Regions from separate parts of the Homo sapiens genome. Here region 2 is linked to region 1. A link is an interaction called in ENCODE POLR2A ChIA-PET data of the cell type or tissue named here. Cell type or tissue: OCI-LY7. All regions are shown on one strand. Each heading gives the region's core, and the rest is flanking DNA. Links, peaks and the distances in the headings are about the cores only.

What was found. ChIA-PET counts read pairs that join two places held together with the same protein. Peaks named below come from ENCODE experiments on the same cell type or tissue, not always from the same donor. Only the 100,000 strongest peaks of a DNase experiment are listed, where the experiment ranks them.
Region 2: POLR2A ChIA-PET joins it to region 1 with 12 read pairs; 2 of 35 experiments call an interaction of 5 or more read pairs at or near these places.

What each region holds. Positions count from the first base shown.
Region 1 is chr2:54,576,612-54,586,473 of GRCh38, forward strand. The region is part of intron 2 of SPTBN1 (spectrin beta, non-erythrocytic 1); the gene reads left to right. It overlaps LOC124906008 (a long non-coding RNA gene), which reads right to left. Exons shown (of 3, transcript XR_007086322.1): 1 at 7,859-9,862; 2 at 6,589-6,661; 3 at 4,967-5,380. Among named protein-coding and RNA genes, the nearest start is that of SPTBN1-AS1, 23 kb to the left of the region's middle. RefSeq lists enhancers at 2,580-2,629, 3,629-3,678. In OCI-LY7, for the core only: no CTCF peak of the experiment used is centred there; DNase peaks (open chromatin) are centred at 3,490, 4,387, 5,170 and 5,702; H3K4me3 peaks cover 4,254 bases; H3K27ac peaks cover 4,335 bases.
Region 2 is chr2:54,498,180-54,508,041 of GRCh38, forward strand. All of the region lies in intron 1 of SPTBN1 (spectrin beta, non-erythrocytic 1), which reads left to right. It also overlaps the pseudogene C9orf85P1. Among named protein-coding and RNA genes, the nearest start is that of SPTBN1, 47 kb to the left of the region's middle. RefSeq lists a silencer at 1-173. In OCI-LY7, for the core only: CTCF peaks have their summits at 5,213 and 5,415; a DNase peak (open chromatin) is centred at 5,212.

The DNA.
Region 1 (9,862 bases), core at 1,326-9,325:
TCTTAATTAGCCAAGAATAAGTGCCGTGGAAGAAGGCAGGATGACTTTTTAGAACCCATTTTTAGCTTGAAGATCACTGAGGGAGCCATCAAATCCATCCACCTGTTCAATCAATATTCAGCCAGCAAGTGGGTGTCAAGGTGAGCAGCTTACAGTGCTGAGCACACTGGAAACACAGGTGTGTAAGGGACAGCCACGGTCTCAAATTACATTCTGAAAGGGAATACTAGGTAAGTGATCCCAAACATGCAAATATCATTCCTTGGTCCTGGGATGTGGGGGAAGCATTTTGGAGGAATTGACATTGATTGCAAGTTTTTAAATATGACCTGGATTAGATTATGAGATGATGGGTGCTTGGGGGTAGGGGTGTACAGAGGGAGTCATGAAACCATGGAGGATGTTGGGGAATGGCTAGAATTCTACTTGGGACATCATGCAAGTTTTTTTTCCCCTTCCATTTCATTTGTTAATGCTTATTATTAGTTGGGGGTTTTGCCTCCTTTTTGTTAGCCAACAGCCAGCTAATCTTGGCACAGGTCCCGGGAATCAGGTGCTGCTTAGCAGCTGATGTTGGTTAAATGACCTTGGACAAGTGACTTGCATTTCAGTTCTCTAACCTGTTAGGGTTGTAGATTGTCTGATACAGATTTGAAGGCCCCTGCAAATAAATGCATGGCCGTTTACTCTGGTCACTTTCATTTTACCGAATGTGCTCCCCCAAGGCTCTTCTGGGTAGATGCCCACTGCCAAAACATTAAGCATTTTTGGCTTCTCATGCTTTGAGCTCACAAAATCAGTCCTGTGGGAAACCTAACAAGCTACAAAGGAGAGGGAAAGCAAAAGAAAAGGTATATGGATTCTCATGCAAAGAGAGAAGGAAAGTAGGTCCCTACCTAAAGTCTAGCCCTGTATTGGTGGTGGTACTGATAATGGTAATAGCCACCAAAACTTCTTGATACTCCCCTTGTGCAGGCATTGTCCTAAGTACTTTGCAGTATTGATTCATATGCTCCTCATAGCGTCCTTGTGTGATGTGTTATTTCCATTTTGAAGATGAGGAAACTGAGGCACAAAGGAAGCTGTGCCCAAGGACACTTAACTAGTAAATGGAGCCAGGATTCCAACCCACGCAGTGCGCTTTGGGACTCAATTTTTAACCATCTTGCTGTGCTGCCTGTTGAGCATTTTTCACCTGGTGCTTTTGTAGATCCCACATTAGGATTTTGTTAGGACCCTGGGCAACCTTGATTTAGTGAAAGCAGTTGTTGAGAGGTAGAAATTCCTGATCCTTTTTTCAATCTTAAAGGATTTGCTGAGACTCTCACTCTTCATTGGTGATGGTAACAAGGAGCAGCATGGTGAATGCCATGTAAAATTCAAGCCTTGCCTTATCTTGGAGGACTTTATTCCCTTTTCTTTGATGGTACTTTGGAGATTCCAGACTATAAAGGACTCAGCTGACAGTACAGACTCTCTTGATCTGTATTTTCCCAGTATATGAAATTATTTGTAATGTACCCGTGAGAACCTGGAATAAACTGTACTGGCACTGAAGTAGAATCTTGGATTTAAAAGTACAGTGTTCACTGCTGCATCGTTGAGCATTTGCTACACAGAGAATAACCTTGGAGCAATGTTCAAAGGTGATGGCATTACCCAGAAACATGGAGTTAGGCCAGGAAACCACATCTGAAGTTCAGATTATTGGAGATTGCTGATTTTTCTTGACTTTAAATATTTTCGACTGGTTGAGTGTTTGTTGGTGTTTTTGGGCTAAGTGTTAGCCTTTTGTTCTGTGATGTCCCTGTGTGAATAAAATGGATAATCCCTGTTTCCGGTTAGCTGCTGCTGCTGCTGCTGCTGCCAAGTATAAGTGAAGACTTCCAGCTGCGATTTGCATTGTGTTTTCAGGCCACCTTTTGAGTTTCCCCATAGCAGATATAAAAACTGTTTCTAAGAGTTCATCCTTACGTGTTCAGCCTTACTTGTATCCTAAAACCACAAACTTGATTTTGTTCCCATTCATTATGATCTATATTTGGCATCAGTGAGGCAAGTTATTTATATTTATTATTTATACCCTGCCCACTTCCAGAAATGATTTAATTTGGCCTAGGCAAGTGTCTTCTGATGGGGTGTGTGTGTGTGTGTGTGTGTGTGTGTGATGATAATTCTGATGTGTGTGTGTATGATGCTACTTCTGCCACTTCAAGAGTCCAGAATCATAAGATTCCTAATAGGATTGTTGGGTTGGTGAATGCTGGGTTTGTTCTCTTCTATGCCCTCTCTGTCCAGGAGAAATCTGAGTATCTTTCTTAGGAATGCCTAACACTGCTAGACTGAAAGGTGCCATGTCACCATTTTTCCCAAGAAATTTTCTTTTGAGGGTGCTATAGAGAAGCCCTCTGGTATGAATGTATTAGGCTGGTGCAAAAGTAATTGTGGCTTTTGCAATTAAAAGTAATGACAAAACTACAATTACTTCTGCACCAACCTAATATATATTATATATTCCCATTTTGTTCTTTTCAGAATAAAGCTTCCTAGGAGTTTCTCTAGCTCATGACCTCTTTTACCTTTACTTTCAGTTGCAGTGTTCTTAGCTCATAGAAGGAGCTTTGACGGCACATAGAATGAAGTATAACAGCTTCCGTTTGACCTGAGGCATCCCTCAGGTATGAGAATGTCACCCAGAGATCGAATACAGTGCCAGGTTATCAACTACCATTTTTTGGGACTGATTCTCTGCTCATGTGTGACCATTATTTGGGGAAATCATACAGTACCACAAACCAGAAGTTTCTGAAAACACCTAAACTCCCCATCTTTCACACTCACCCATAGGGACCGTGGCCCCCAATGAGGGGTAGTTCGTCTCTGTATTGGTAGCATTAGCGCACGTGCTATATAGCTCTCTTAATACCTGAACTGTGGACAGACCAGATCCTCACTGAGCTGAAGCACATTGGCATATTAAGGGAGCCCAGCATTGCTGTTTGGCCCTGCTTTTGAACTGGGAAGATATATTGCTGCATGGAGTTCTGAAAAGTACCTTTGTAAGTCCCGAGAACTCCTGTTGACCTTTGGATTTAGGTAAAATGTAAGTCTTAGGAGAATTGATGAGAATGTAGGAACCAGTTTTAGCCAATGCATTAAGACTAAAATGACTCTATTGTTTGTCAGGCTTTGCCAGAAAGTATAGTGAGAGAGAGAGATCCTAAAACTCTGAAAGCAAATAGCCCACAGCAGTTAACTGTATTGACTTTGGAAACAGGTTATAAACCCAAACCTCTGTGCTGAACTTGAATGGGTGTTTCTTCTCTCCTTTCTGAGGGTAAAAGCTGCTGGTGAGAACGGCTCTCTGGTGTTGCTAGGACAGACCTGTATGACCTTCTTTATGTAAATAATTAACAGGGGAATATTTTCATTTACGTTAAAGCCATATATGAGAGAGATTTCCGGGCTGGCTCTGACAGCCTCTGGCCCCACTGGAGAAGGAAGCCAGCACTGAAAAAATTCAAGCTTCCGGCCACACGGAACCTGAGAATATTCTCTATGACAGCAGTGGCTGTGAAGCTGTTTCTTTAAAGTAAAACCCCTTTTGAAGGTTAGTCTGGGGTGACTTTACTGTTACATAGGGAGTAGATTTTGTTTCTTGATGGTTCGTTGAGTGGTAGAGAGGTTAAAGGTAGAACTAACATATGTAGAACTAAAAAGCATCTGAAACTTTTAGCAAACCAGTAATATTTAGAGGCTTCTGCCCACTCTGGGTAGGCATTTTTATCTTGTATACCCATACCAGCTTTTCACATCCTGTTTCTTGAGAATACATAAAGAGCACATTTCTCCACATTATCAGGAAAACAATTTGAAGCACAGGTCTTGTGAATTGGGAAGACCACTAGTATTGCCATTAGCTGCTTATTTGTGTGTGTGTTGGAGGATGGATTATAATCCAAGTGTATTCATATTCTCACACTTTAACCAAAAAAAAAAAAAAATCTCCAAAATCTTCTCTCTTGCATTGTTTATTGATAGAATGGGAAACTTACTGCTGGTAACTAGTTAATTCTGAAAGGGTTAGGGTTTCTACTGTATACTTCCAAAAGTACAGGCCTGGGGGAGCCAATATGAGAGACACACATAACCAAAAATTTGTAAAAACTTTATTTTTTAATAAAAATTATAAATAAAAATTATAGGCCGGGTGCACTAGCTCATCCCTGTAATTCCAGCATTTTGGGAGGCTGAGGCGGACTGATCACTTGAGGTCAGGAGTTTGAAACCAGCCTGGGCAACATGTTGAAACCCTGTCTCTACTAAAAATACAAAAATTAGCCATGCATAGTGGCACACACGTGTAATCCCAGCTACTTGGGTGGCTGAGGCACGAGAGTCGCTTGAGTCCGGGTGGTGGAGGTTGCAGTGAGCCACGATCACGCCACTGCACTCCAGCCTGGGCAAAAGAGCAAGACTTAGTCTTAAAAAAAAAGAAAAAATATATAAATATATACACACACACTTTATATATTTTTATATATAATCTCATACAACATGTTTTGAAATACACGTGCATTGTGGAATGGCTATATTGAAAGCTAATACATAACAAATTTAATGATAATACAAGTGTAGAATGGACAACAAAGGGGTTGTGCATAATCATCAAGTACTTCTCATTAGTAAAAACCCTTTTCATTTGCTTAGAATTGAGGAGGAGGGGATGCTCTAAATTGAGGATTCTCCATAGGGTCGTCCGTGAGACACAAGATGTTGACTGTCCCACTTACCCAGGACATGGGTATCCTTTTGATGCTGACAGCATTTGCTGCTGCTTTCCAGGGAATCATGGCTGACATTGAACTTCCACTGCCTCTGGGCTGCTTTGCTCACTCCTCCTAGGCAGGCAAGCCGACCCTTGGGAAGCTCAGCATTTAGCCTTCATGCTTTGGTTTCTTTGCCCTTTTTTTTTTTTTTTTTTTTTTTGAAACTTTTATTTGCTCTGGGACCACTTTGAGGTTGAAGGTACAGCCCACAGTTTAAGAAAACTGTCCCAAACCTGAGCTAATAAACAAGAGTAAAAGCCTTTTTCTCTTGTCATTACTACTTCCTCCTCACTGACTAATTAGCCAGCTGCTGCAGGTCTCATTAAACTTCATTAATCCTAAGCATCTGTCTGTAGGAACTGCCTCAAGATAAAAAGAGGAAGCTCCGCTAAACATTTTTGTTGCTGCTGCTAATTACCACAAGCTATGCTTTTTATTAATTAATGGCTCTACTTGCCTCCAAATCCTACTGAAGAACTTTGCGAGACAACAGGCACTTCATTCTTCTGTAGCTGCAGACATGCTGCTCTGTGGTTTGGTGCATGGGGTACCTGTAAATTATCAGCACCGAGAATACGCTAGCTCTGGAAACCAAGGTAGAGAAAAAAATACATCTGGAAGTCTGGTTATGTGTAACTTGAACTTGCTCAAAGCCTTCAGCTGACACTGATGCTTTTTAAAAACATGGCAGTGATAAATTATTTCATCACTTTGCTCAAATACATTAATGCAAAACATTACAAAACTAGTTTTCTTGACTCAGCTTCCAGGGTCTAAGAAAGCATTTTATTGGGGGGTTGTGATGCCAGAGCATAAGGGATGTTAAAGGTGACACTTAAAAAGGAAGGTGTCGATCTTGGTTCTGGTCTGGTGGTGCCTGAGAGCAGGGACTCCTTGAAGGTGCAAGATGAATTACACTCCTCCCAGGTGTCAGGCAGGGGAGAGAAGCACCCTCCATTTAGAAATATGGAGGATTAGCCAGGCATAGTGGCGGGCGCCTGTAGTCCCAGCTACTCTGGAGGCTGAGGCAGGAGAATGGCGTGAATCCAGGAGGCGGAGCTTGCAGTGAGCCGAGATCATGCCACTGCACTCCAGCCTGGGTGACAGAGCAAGACTCCGTCTCAAAAAAAAAAAAAAAAAGAAATATGGAGGATTCTTTCTGATGAGGGCTTCTGCACTGAATTACGTAAAACTCCCATTTCGGAATTATCAGGAATTAAGGTGGCAGGATACCTTAAGAGATTTAATTCAGTGTGGTCCATTTAGGTTGGGGGGAATCTTACTGAGCATTAAGGCTTGAACCCCATTTCATATCAGTTGGAGCCAAAGGTCCTTGCTAATGTAGAACTCTCTGTAGAGTGGTGGGGGCTATCAAGTCAAACTGCTGGGACTGTGCTTGCTTCGTGACTGTGGGCAAATAACTGAATTTTTCTAGGCTTGAATTTGCTCTTATACAAAATATGTTTGGTGGTAAGAGTACCTACTTCACAGAGTAGTTGTGAGAATTGAGTTTTAATGAAGTGCTTAGAAGAGTACCTGGCCCTAGTAAACACTCAGTAAACCCTGACTATAGGGGTGGACATGGAAGAAGATAATTTAATTCCTCCGTCATCTAGGACCATGCTGGAGCCCTTCCCACTTGCGTAGCTGAAGCACTGGTGGATGAACCCCCATTTGCCTCTGATCTTATTCCTGCCGCTGCTTGGTGATGTCCCCTGGACTCAGTTGTCAGCTCTGAAGCTTTGACCCCTTGACTCACCTCTGGTCAGTTGGTCCCACAGTGCTTTGCTTGATCCTCTCTGTTGCCATCTGTTCCCATGCGGTATAATTACCTGTTAATAAGGCTGGTGTCAGTAAACTGTAAACTCTTTCTGCTTCTGCGTCTATCCTTATTTCCTACTGCTTAGTAGAGCAATTTAAAACCTTTTTAAGAATGGATTTGCATTTCCTGTAGATGAAACCTGAGGTGGAACCCCAGTAAATCAAGGGTATGAAATGGGAGCTTTTCTGACCAAAGTGTAGGTGAGAAGATACCTGGAGGCTGACCCTGGGCTTTGCTCTTTCTGCATCCCTTGCTAGGAACATGGTTTGAAAACTACTCCCCTGGCATCCTGTAGACCCCAGTGTTTCTTCAGTGAATGTCACTTTTTAAAAATTAATATCCTTAGTGTCTCCATCTATTACAAGGAAGTATTAATGTTTGTTTGCCGTATTATGCTTACAAATGTTATATAAAGTTAACTACCAATTTAGTATGCCCCAGAAGAAAGACATGAAAATTCAGGGTGGCATTTTATTTTAGCATATTCATTGAAGGCAGCAGTACACATAGGACCTTTTGTGATGCCCCAGAAGAGTATGTTTTCCTCCAGTGAGTGCTCTTTTTATTCCTACTCATCAGTCCCAGACCCATCGGGTGAACCTCAATTCTCTTATCAAATAAAAAATCATTTCATATTTTCCCCTTTAATGGGAACGCTCTTTAAATTTTTCAAAATTAATATGTGCTCCTAAAAAAACAAAAACAGAAAACCAGCAGTGTATTCATAGAAATACAGAAGTGGAAATGCCTCCTGTCTGCTTCTACTCCCTTGAGAGAAGACGGTTAATAGTTTGGAAGATATCCTTCGATATCTTTTTATGCAGTTACTTACATTTAAACATATACATTCGTAGGATCATACTGAATATTATACACTGTTCTATAAGGGACTCTTGCATTCAGTAATATTATATGGCCACTTTCCGAAGCCTGTATGCTGTAGGTTTTCCTTACTCTTTTTAATGCATACATATTATTTTATAAGGATGTCCCGTATTTTAATTATTCAACCTATTAATGTATATTTAGTTTCTAGTCTTTTCTGTTTTGCTGTTGCTATTCTTTTTGACAATTATTTTTTAAATCTGTAGTGCACATTCTGTACATCTTCGTTTTCTTGCACAAATATTTCTAGAAAACAAATATCTATAGATGTGATTAGTAGATGGAGGAAATACATACTATAAATTTTGATATCACTACTTACCTTCTCACCAACCACATGTGAGTGTCCTAGTTTCTCCACACCTTCAGTAGGTGAAAGGATTTGTCTTTCAAATGTTGTATAGAATAGGGTTATAGTTTATTTTCCCCTACTTCCACCTAGTCCTGAAAGTGGATCCTCTGCTATCTGCCACCCCAGCAGAACATCTATAAGTTTCCAGCCCTTCCCACCCAGATCCAAGATTATTATCTTTATGGAGGCTGTTGAGAAGCAGCCAAGGTCATTATTAAACAATAAAATGCCCCTGAAGAACAAATCAGCAAGAGCAAGAAGCTTCCTAGGCTATGTCAAGGTAGCTGAACAATAAGACTACACCTAAGACAATATTGGCTTACTGTCTCCCTCCTTACACCCAAACTGACAAAACTACAAACAGCCAGGTCCCCACACCTGTTGGAAGCACCTGACTTTTTGGAGTGGGAGATAAAGGCTTGCGTGTAGGGACAAGGGAGAGGTGGGGTGGGAGGCTTGCAAGTGGATGCATTCATGGATGTTATAAAGATCTGTATTCCGTTTTATGGGAAGAGATTTACATTTAAGTTTAGCAACACTGCAAGAGGTTTACATTTCCAAAATTAATAGAACAACAGAAAAATCAGATCTCCCCATTTATGCCCTCTTGTTCAAAACTTTCCTTTTTCATTTGAAGAAAATTAAATTTAGACAGATGACCAGTTTTAAGCTTAGAAGATTCAATATGACCAAGACCATACATTGTCTTGTATAAAAGTGTGTTTAAAGCTTTGGTTAGTGTTCCTATAATGCAAAATAGGTTTTGATTTAAAGTAACAACACAGAATACTCTTGTGTTCTATGAACTGTCAACTGCCCTGCCCTCTTCTGATGAGTGTGAGGGATCTTATGGTGCTACCCTGCCTGTTGGCTAGTCATCTTGGGGTTGAATCTGAGGTCATTTTTTCCTCCAGTTTTTCTGTCCTCCTCTATTAAAACAAGGCAATGTACATTGGGTACTTACAGGATTTGTCCACCAAAACTCTGTAGTATTTGGCTTTGAAAGAAATCTTGTATAACCATTTTATGTGTGAGGTTGAGGAAAGCCACAAAGGAAATTAGCAGAAGTGTTTTTCAGTGTTTGACCCTATGTGTAATAACTTTCTCTTTTACATGTTAAGATATCTTTAAAATAATTGAATGGTAGCTGAGTATCAATTGTCTAATGCTGTGAGCTCTCATGGAGTCAGAAATTACTCCTTACATTTTTAAAGAGAGAACTCTTAATGCTTTTAGATGTCCTTCCCAGTGTCCTTATATTAGTTACTCGATAAATGGTTGCTGTGGACTAATCCAAGATGAAAAAATGACAGGCGACCTTTATGGCTGAATGTTGGGTATTAGTGTTCTGCCTGGAATAATTTTTCAGGCAGTGGAATAGTTGGCTGAGTTGAAAATATAACCGTGGATTGGGTCAGCCTATCATTCAATAAATTACTTCCTGAATGAAGAATACTCTGTGAGAAGTGAAATTTTGAGTTACACATTGGGATATGATATCACTTAGAAAATAGTGCTAAACTTTAAAATTCTTTAGTTTCAGAATTTTCTAAATCAGGGAGGGGCTTGTCAGTATAAAATTATACATTTTGTTTTTTGATCTTGTCACAGTTGTTCGTGACTTCTGAAATCCAAGTGTGGTTTGGAGACGACTTTACCCCACTCCTCCCCAAACACACATTGGTAGTCCGTGGCTTACTTGCGTAGACAACTGTGATTGTGGAGTTTGGCACTCGAATTGAGACAGTCGTATTTAATTTATCAATCTGTCGTTTCAACCCTGAACTTTTCTACAATGGGTTATGGTCACTGGCCAAAAAGGGTTTAGGTGACTCATGTGTAATGTTCTTCAGAACAGAAGCCAATTTTTAAATCCTTTTGTATTTATGTTCATTTATTTTTAAATATAATTCCTCTTCTCATTAAGTGGAATCTTGTCATAATTCTATAGTTTCAAGTGATAACTTGGCATTG
Region 2 (9,862 bases), core at 720-8,719, 79 kb before region 1:
GAGAGTAGCAGCTAAGAGCATAGACTAAGTGCTTCCACTGGGTGGAGCATGACCAGTGCATTCACAAGACGGGAATGTTCGGTAGACTTGCTGCCGGCCATGTGTGTGGCTTCTGAGCACATGTGGCTGGTGTGAATTTTAAATTTTATTTAATTTAAATTAAATTTAAATAGCTACACATGGCTTGTGATGACTGTGTTAGACAGCACAGGATAGACTTAGAAGCTAGACTACTTGGGTTCAAATTCCAGCTTCACTATCGTTTACCTCTGTGACCTTGGACAACATTCCCTGAGCGCTTTATGCCACAGTTTTCTCATTTGTAAAGTGATAAAAAGATAATAGTGCCTACCTCAAAAAAGGTTATTTTGAGGATTAAATGAGTTAATATTTGTAAAGGGCTTAGACCTGGGCACATAGTAAAAGCTATATCAGTGTTTCCTAAATAACGCAACTATATATACATCCCTAAAGTGAAAAATTGAACCTAGATCCATACTATATTTTTTTTCAAGAAGCTCCCATGCATCCATTGTCAATGCATTTTTCTTAAACACCCCTTAAATATTGGGGAAAGCAGAAAAGTCATTTATTTGATAAATATGTCTGGAGCCCGTACTTTATGCCAAATGCTGTGTTGGGTGCTGGAGATACATGTGTTGGTGCATAGAGACTTGATTCATCCTAATAAAAGGGTAACGGTCCCGCAGTGTTTTCACCTAGTGGTTAAGGAACTTTATAATACGAAGGGACTTTAAAAGTAGGGTAAAGGTGTAGATGTAGACGGAGAAACCCAGGAGACTTTGCATTTGCTCCTAGTCAGCTGGCTGGGACTTCACCCTTCACCTCCTGTTGGCTCATGCTTTTCCCTTTGCACCTGTGGAGCACAGGTGTGTCCTGAGGCCCTCACCAGCCATGCAGAAGCCTTCAGGTAGGGTTAACATTTGCCCACTTCTGGAAGGGATCGATCTGTTCTCAGATGACAGTGATAATTCTTGGCCTATTTTGACTCAATAGTGGCAATATTAGTAGTTTTTTTGTATTTGTTTTAATTTTTTTCTCCTTATTTAAGGAAAAGTTGGAAACTAATGTTGCTTCCTCCATTTTTTTTGTTTGTTTAAACTTTGCTGGTTCATGAGATTGAAAAGTCTGTGCTTAGACCATACCACCCGATGCAGTTTGTGTAAGCCTTAAAAAATAAATATTTCAGCCCCAACATTCATGTAGTACTAAAAGTGAGAGGCTTTTGAACCATAACTGATTTGACAAGAAATGGACATAATGGAGGAAGGTGACTGGTTGTTTGCGTGTTGATTTGCTTTCAGCACTTGCTAAAACGTGGAGCCAAGGGGAGAGAATCCACCAGGTTGCTTTACATGTGAAAAATATTAAAATGTCAGCACAGCCCAGCCACTGACATAAGAAAAACCGTTTCACAGTTAAGTCTCTAAATAATGTCCTAAAAACACAACATTTGTAATTATCTAATTAATAAAGGATACAGGTAATAGAAGTAATATGGAAGGCATTTTCTGGTAGATAAAGCTTCAGAAACCTTCACATCTGCACATGATTATGAAGCCCCTGTTATTACTTTGCTTTCCCCCTTCCTTTAGCCCATGTTTCTCACTATGAACTAATAGTACATAATAATAAAACCCTGGATGTCAGCCAACACAGAGTTTTGGCTAACTTTTCCAGTGTTTGTTAAAGTTGAAAAAGCATTGCAGCTGTTATGCTGGGTACTTTCCAATGGAGGATGTGTTTTCCAGATGAAGGCGCAAATGGTAATTGAAATGTAATCAGTATTTTTGGCATCTTGGAATTATAATTCTTTTTACGTTTGTAATGTTAATTGTTCATTTCTTAGGATTTGTTTTGTGTTTTTCTGTGATCTGTAATCTACTAAAAGTGAGAGAATGAACAAATGTTTTAGGCGGTTTTTCATTCTTTGAAAGAAAAATGGCAAGTAGTCACGTTTGTTAGGTGATGGCTTATTTTAAATAATCACAAAATTTATGTTTGAGACATTTTATTGTAAGACTCATGTTTCAGGCAACAGAAAACAGAAAATCTAAATCTCAAATACAACAAAATTTTAGAGATGAATGGAAACTTCTAGATCACTTGGATAGGCTGAAGACTCAGTGGGCCTCAGGTGTTCCCAGGACCAGGCTGCTGGAGATGTCCCTTTCTTTGAGAGATTTGTTCTGTTTTTTTTTCATCTCGATCCACTGTGTTAAGGAGGGGTGGGGTGTGTCTGCTGATGGTTTTATTGGTATTTGAGGTTTCTAAAGTTTTTTGTTTAAGCTAGAAAGAGCTCTAGCTGATTAGTAGCTCTCAATCCTTGGCTGGATATTTTATTTTTTGTTTTGTTTTGTTTTGAGACAGGGTCTGGCTCTGTTGCCCAGGCTGGAGTGCAGTGGCGCAATCATGGCTCACTGTAACCTCTGCCTCCCAGGCTCAAGGGATCCACCCACCTCAGCCTCCTGTAGTAGCTGGGACTACAGATGCATGCCACCACGCCTAGCTAATTTTTGTATAGATGGGATTTTGCCATGTTGCCCAAGGTGGTCTCAAACTCCTAGCCTCAAGGGATCTGCCTGCCTTGGCTTCCCAAAGTGTTGGGATTATAGGTGTGAGTCACTGTGCCTGGCTGGCTGCGCATTTTAAAGATCTTGATGCTCACTCATACCTGAGCCAGCATAATTAAATCACAGTATCTCCACAGGTGACAGTGATGTGCAGCCAAGAACAGTGTTCCTTTCCAGTCCTCTCTTTATAGACGAGGAAATTGAGGCCCTGAGCAGCTAGATGACTTGTCCAAAGTCCTCTGCTGGGACTGACCCAAATAAGGAATGGCTGATTTCTGGAAGGGATGTCAGATTCTCTGATTACAGATCTCTCGTGATCTTCTCTCGGGGCTCGTGGACTGTCCTGTCAACAGTCAGGCTAGGCAGCTGCAGAGAGCAGGACTCTGGGGTCCCCAGTGAGGAGGAAGCAAAGAGTCCTCATCTTCCTGTCCCCTTTACCCGAGTAGAAATTGCCCTTCCTTATCCCACATGAGCTACCAGAGGCATGATAAACTGCCTCTGGGGCTTTTTGGCTCTTTGGCTCTTTTTTTTTCTTTTTTATTCCTTTAGAAAGAAATAGGTTTGTAATTAGCTAACTAAGACTGACAAATACCAGACCAGTTGCTATATATTACAAAGGAGCTTCTTGAATAGCTGGTCACTTCTGCATATTGTAGAAACCTTCCTTCTCCCTTTTAGGGAACACTACACATTATTTAGGTACAGTGTTAGGGATAACTGATCATTTCTAATGCTGTGTATATCCATTAAGGGTAATTTAAAGCAATTAAATGCTAACCTGGCTGGACAGCCAGGTGTAGGTTTGTGGCATCCAGAAAGAGGAGATGGACTTGGTGGATTCTGAATTGGTCAGTTCCACCTCTTCGTGTTTTGGAGGCTTTGTCTCGTTACTTGCTCACCTTTCTGCTCAGTGCTCCTTGACATGGCGGGTCAGGTTGATGGGAGGTGGTACCTGGATGCCCTTTGCTGGCACTGGGCACTGCACCGGAGAGTTACCACCCCTGCCTGGGGATGGAGCCTCTCTGGGGAGAGGACAGTGCAAAGGTGGGGGACTGGGGAGTTGTGAGAAGTGGGAGCTAGAATATGGAGCAACTAGTGTGTATAGAGACTTCGTGAGAAAAGCTCGATCACGTTTTGGTAAGTATTTGCAGCTCCCTGAAAATTTGTGTTGGGAGGTGATCATTAGCATCTTCTGGAATATTTGCGCTAAAGCAAGACTAGATTAAGGAGCTTTGGTTCATTTCCAGACCTGTCCTGACAGCATCACTCTCCAAATGCTAAACTCTGAGAGAGAGAGTATGTGTATTTTTCTTTTCAGGATGTCAGTCAAATAATTCACTCATTCCTTTCCCCAAACACACTGGCCTTTGAAATGACACCCTACCCCTGCCAATAGTGAGACTGTGGTTCTGATCGGGGAGCTGGCGAGTTTCTGCTTTCTAGCCCCAAAGGCCTCACCCTTGCTCTCATCTGGAAGCTGATGGGAAGGTTTGTTAGTCTTCTCAGGAGCCTGTCACAGGACCTCAGGAACGTAGCCTGTAGTGGGCAGCTGGCATCAATTTAGTGCTGTGGGGATGGCAGGCTGTCAGAGTGGTTGCACTTTACCTGCACGCCCCCCAACCCAGCCCTCTGTGAAGGGTTGGTTTACATCAGGGATGGCTGCTCCTGACATAATTGTCTATTTCCGGCAACAGAGGAAGATACCTTCTGCCATTTAGAGAAGAGAAATAAATATTCACTTCAGAGAATACACTTTGAAGTGGGGCTGTGTGTGCATGGGTGACAGCTCCCTGCCTACTTTTCCTGCAAGGTTCTTGTACATCAGGAAAGGTTAATGGACTTCCCTTGAAGTCAGACAGAGATGTGTTCATGGAAAATCCAAGTGCAAAACCAAGGGCAAACTCTGGCTTTCCTGGGGGTTTTTTTGTTGTTGTTTCTCCTTTTAGAATGGACAGTGAAAGCAAGGTGAAGGGCTTCATTATTCCTCTTTTGTAAAGCCTGTTGAGCAGGAACCTTCTGGAGCTTCTAGATGGAGGTTCCTGGAGATTGTGTGAGTGGTGAGCAGTCTGGTTGAAGAGGGCCAGTGTTTGTTGGCTTTGCCCTCATTGTGTCAGGAATGAGCTCTGCACGGACTCAGAGAGCTAACAGATCAGCTAGGGTACCTCAGAGAAGAATGCACTCGAGGCTACTGCCATGTTCCCTCTGTGGTCATGAGGAAAGGAGAACTACCTGTGTGGCTTGGGGGCTTCCCTGACATAGTAATCACATTGGATTTTACAACTGGGTACATTCTTAGCCTTCAGTTTGGTGATCCCTGTGTTTAAAAAGAAAATCCTTTTGTTGTGTGGAGGTTAATCTGCTGAGCTTATTTTTGGTCATCCATTCTCACCTGCCCCACGACACTGGTCACTGGTGTCTCCATGCTGATATATTATGCTCAGCTTTTTTGCATGCTCCGCATGGAGATATGAACACAATTCTCATGGGAACTTGGCCCATCTTTCAGCACACTATGTCAGCCAGTTGCTGCCTTCCTGTTCATGGAGGACTAGGCGTAGTGTGGGGGTCTCATTGCTCATCTGGTTAGTGGCTTTGCAGTCAGAGCAAGCTGAGGGAACAGTGCCCCCTACCTGTCTGTTCTCCTGCAGGCCCAGTGTGGGAACAAGATGCTCTTCAGAGAAATCTCTTTGACACTGGCTGTCTCACCCAGCACCTACACTCTTGAAAATCTGAGGGCCTTAGCAGAATTTGAAAGTGTCCAAGGGTTAGAAATGAGAAGTCTCCATGAGCATGAAAGCGACCATCCTTGTAGGTCATTATTTTGATCCATGCTCTCATCACTGGTTTCACAAACAGGCCTTTCCTTTCTAGTCTTTGAACATACCAACTCTTTTCGAGTAACACAGCAATATTAAAAACATATACCCATTGCCAAAAAGCAAAACCAACCCACTTCTGGCTGAGAAACTGCTGAATACATAACTATTCATCCCTCAGTAGCTGAGTGTGGTTACAATGAATGGCTTTCCCATATTTTCTTGATGCTTCTAAATGTATGGGTTCACTTTTGGGGGGAATATTTTGGTGCTGTCATAATCTATATATGGAAGATGTTAAGGATATTTCCAGGAACTGCATTAAAACAGCCATAACAAACCATATTCTGCAGCCTTCAGGTGTAGTATTTTGATTGCTTGGTTTGGTTTATCACCAACTACTCTTCTGAGTATCCCCCACACTATATTAGGAATTTGTTACAATATGACTAATGCTGAATATGTGTGCATTGATTTTTAAGTGCACTGGGTGGGACTGACTTGTTCAAATCTCCGTTAAAGCAAATGTCTGATTAGGAGAAAAGTAAGGGAGTAATTTGTTAGGAAAACTACTTTCTGAGGTGCCCCCACCTCCCCTCCTTCCAACCTGAAGAGGCAGAGAGGTTTGTGTAAACAAAGGTCCTGCAAGGCACAGCTGTTTTACATTCTGATGTTCTATGACTTTCTTAAATAAAAACCTTTTGGATTTTCATATCTATTTAGCTAGTAGGAATATTTCCTCCTTTTTCGGAGAATAAAATCCTAGACTTAAGGATATTCCTTGGGTGACTGAGAAGTCATACCAGCCTAAGCAGTACAGCTGGCCCCCTGTATCCATGGCTTCTGCATCTGTGAATTCAACCAACCATGGATAGAAAATATTTGGGAAAAAAAATCCACAAAGTTCGAAAAAGCAGAAGCACGATTTGCTGCTTACTGAGAACTGCATTGAATCCATGTGAGTAAGGTGATGTGTAGGCGTTGTATTAGGAATTATAAGTAATCTTTAGGTGATTTAAAGTATTTGAGAGGATGTGTGTCGGTTTTATACAAATACTACACCATTTTATATAAGGGACCTGAGCGTCCATGGATTTTGGTATTCATAAGAGGTCCTGGAACCAATTGCCCATGGGTAGTGAGGGATGACTGTATTTTCTAATTAAAAGGTTTTTTTTTTAATAAGCAAATGTTTTACTTAGTACCTTATAATATTTTAAAAAGCGTAAAATTCCCAAATAAAGTAATTGGTTTAGTGATAAATATTTCCAGTGGCGTACTTAAAATGAATGTTTTCATCAGAATGCAGAAGCTGTTTTGAGAACTTTTTGCTCATTATTTTCAGTGGGGTTGTGAAATCCAATGAAAACGTGTATAAATGTTTGTAGAAGAATACTTTGTTTATAGAGTGCAAATATTTTCTTGATATGACAACACCCCAAACAAAGAATGGTTACAATTAAAGTAATGGTGATTCAGTTAAACATAGAGCTGGAAAAGCCATTATTTTGAAATATCTTCTGAGCCTCATTGAAGAGAGAGTGTCTTACACACCTTGGGAACCAAGTTTTGCATATTATAGTATTACCACATTGTATTCGATCACAAGAATGGTGTGAATACTTGGTGGTTAAACAAATTATTGATGCTTGTTAGTTGGATGAGATCTTGGAATGCATGCATCCCGGCTTCCCACACAGTACTCAGTTCTTTCTGTAGCTATCCTGTTGAATATATGGAGAGTACAGTATACTTTCAGGCAAGATGGTCATTTAACAGGTCATTATTTAAACATTGTTTCAGTGTGTGCTGTGAAAACAACAACAATAACAACAACAAATCGAATACCTCTCTGCTCTCTGCATTTTTGGAGCGCTCTAGCTGTTAGAAAGTACCTCCTAACCCCTAGCCACTGTGAAGTTGTTGCTCCCTGCCTGCTGGGAAATCTGTGCCAGCTCTCCCAGGAAGGCTCCTGAAGCTGCCTGCACATACCTGCCAGGTGTGTCTCCTGGACTTTTCCCCAGGGGTCCTAGCTCCTGGGCTGGGTCTCCTAGGTGTCTTACAGCCTGGCTGCCCCTTCTGGACACTCTTGGCTTGGTCAGTACCTGGGGTGATTTAACTTGGCGTCTAACAGTGAAGCTTCCTTTAGTTGTATCTTCTGCTGTTGCTTCACATTGAGCTTGCCACGTTTTCCTTGAATTGCTGTCAGTTTTTCTCTCTTCCAACCTTGGGAACTTTATTTTTAAAAATCTGGGCCAGGCGCGGTGGCTCACGCCTGTAATCCCAGCACTTTGGGAGGCTGAGGCGGGCGGATCTCGAGGTCAGGAGATCGAGACCATCCTGGCTAACACGGTGAAACCCCATCTCTACTAAAAAAACAAAAAATTAGCTGGGCGAGGTGACGGGTGCCTGTAGTCCCAGCTACTTGGGAGGTTGAGGCAGGAGAATGGCGTCAACCCGGGAGGTGGAGCTTGCAGTGAGCCAAGATCGCGCCACTGCACTCCAGCCTGGGCAACAGAGTGAGACTCCGTCTCTAAATAAATAAATAAATAAATAAATAAATAAATAAATAAAATCTGAATGCAAGACTGTATGTGTGCTTGAATAATTTGAATCCTCTCTTGGCCCTGGGACCTTCCCCGTGCTACATGTGCTTTCGGAGGTTGTGAGGAAAGGGCTGACCAGGCCATGGACCTGTCCCAGAGCCGGCACCCTTGAGCATGGCTGCTCAGACAGCAGTGAAAATTTGTCTTAGAAATTTGAAGTTGCTTTTGAAGCTTTTTGGTCAGTGAGAGAACTTAAAAATTCTCATGTAAATATAATTTAAAAAATATAGATGACTCAATCTACAAGAGCTTATCTGTTTGGTTTTTTTTTTTCTACTTATAGTTTACATTTGAAAAAATTTACCACTTGATGAACTGAGTAATTTTTTCTTCTTGATAGTAGAGGAATTGGTAGGGAAAGTGCTTCTAATACTCTTCGAAGCTGAGAAAATTTTAAGTATAAAGTTTGTTCATTAAACATTTGTGTATTGTTGTCTGGGAGCTAGACACTATATTTAGGGATACATTGATGAAAAAGAGAGAAATACCCAATAGTTCTTGGAGAGTACAGTATACTTTCAGGCAAGATAGTCATTTAATAAATACACAGGTAATTATTTAAACACCATCGTAGTGCGTGCTATGAAAAAACAACAAACCAGTAGGAACATAGAACAGGAGAGGCCCTGGGCTGGGACTAGGGGTTTCAGAAGAGTCTCTCCAGAGAAAGTAAAGTTTAGGTTGATCTGGTTCTCTCTCTTTTTTTTTTTTTTGAGCAACAAGACTGTTTATTTCACCTGGGTGCAGGCAGGCTGAGTCCAAAAAAGGAGTCAGCAAAGGGTGGTGGGATTATCATTAGTTCTTACAGGTTTTGGAATAGGCGGTGGAGTTAAGAGCAATGTTTTGGGGGCAGGGGGTGGATCTCACAAAGTACATTCTCAAGGGTGGGGAGATTATATAGAACCTTCTTAAGGGTGGTGGAGATTACAAAGTACATTGATCGGTTAGGGTGGGGCAGGAACAAATCACAATGGTGGAATGTTATCAGTTAAGGCTATTTTCACTTCTTTTGTGTATCTTCAGTTGCTTCAGGCCATCTGGATGTATACGTGCAGGTCACTGGGGATATGATGGCTTAGCTTGGGCTCAGAGGCCTGACATTCCTGTCTTCTTATATTAATAAGAAAAATAAAATAGTGGTAAAGTGTTGGGGTGGGGAAAATTTTGGGGGGTGGTATGGAGAGATAATGGGCAATGTTTCTCAGGGCTGCTTTGAGCAGGACTGGGGCAACATGGAAACCTAGTGTGGGAGAGATGAAGCTGAAGGAAGATTTTGTGGTAAGGGGTGATAATTGTCGGGTTGTTAGAAGAAACATTTGTCGTATAGAATGATTGGTGATGGCCTGGATATGGTTTTGGATGAATTGAGAAACTAAATGGAAGACACAAGGTCTGAATAAGAGAAGGAGAAAAACAGGTATAAAAGGACTAAGAATTGGGAGGACCCAGGACATCTAATTAGAGTGTCCAAGGGGGGTTAGTGTAATTACTTGCTTGGTTGGCAAGCTTTTAGGCTCTATCTTTGAGTTTTTTTTAATGTTGTCATATACCAGGCCAGATTGATTTAGGTAAAAATAGCACTCTTCATTTAAAAATATAGAGTCCCCTTTTTTTTTTTTTTAGCAGTAAGTCGAGACCTTTGTGATTTTGGAAGAAAGAGAAATGCAAAGCCAGCAATTGTTTGTTAAAGAAGGATTAGAAACGGCTAGGAGAGAGTAACTGAGATTGATAGTGTGATAGAGATAGCTGGGGAGAGGTAGAGGGTGGCATAAGAACGGGAATGAGAATAAGAGTAAGTATAAAAGTAAAGAATAGGACTTCATCAGGGTGAAAGTATTGGAGGGTA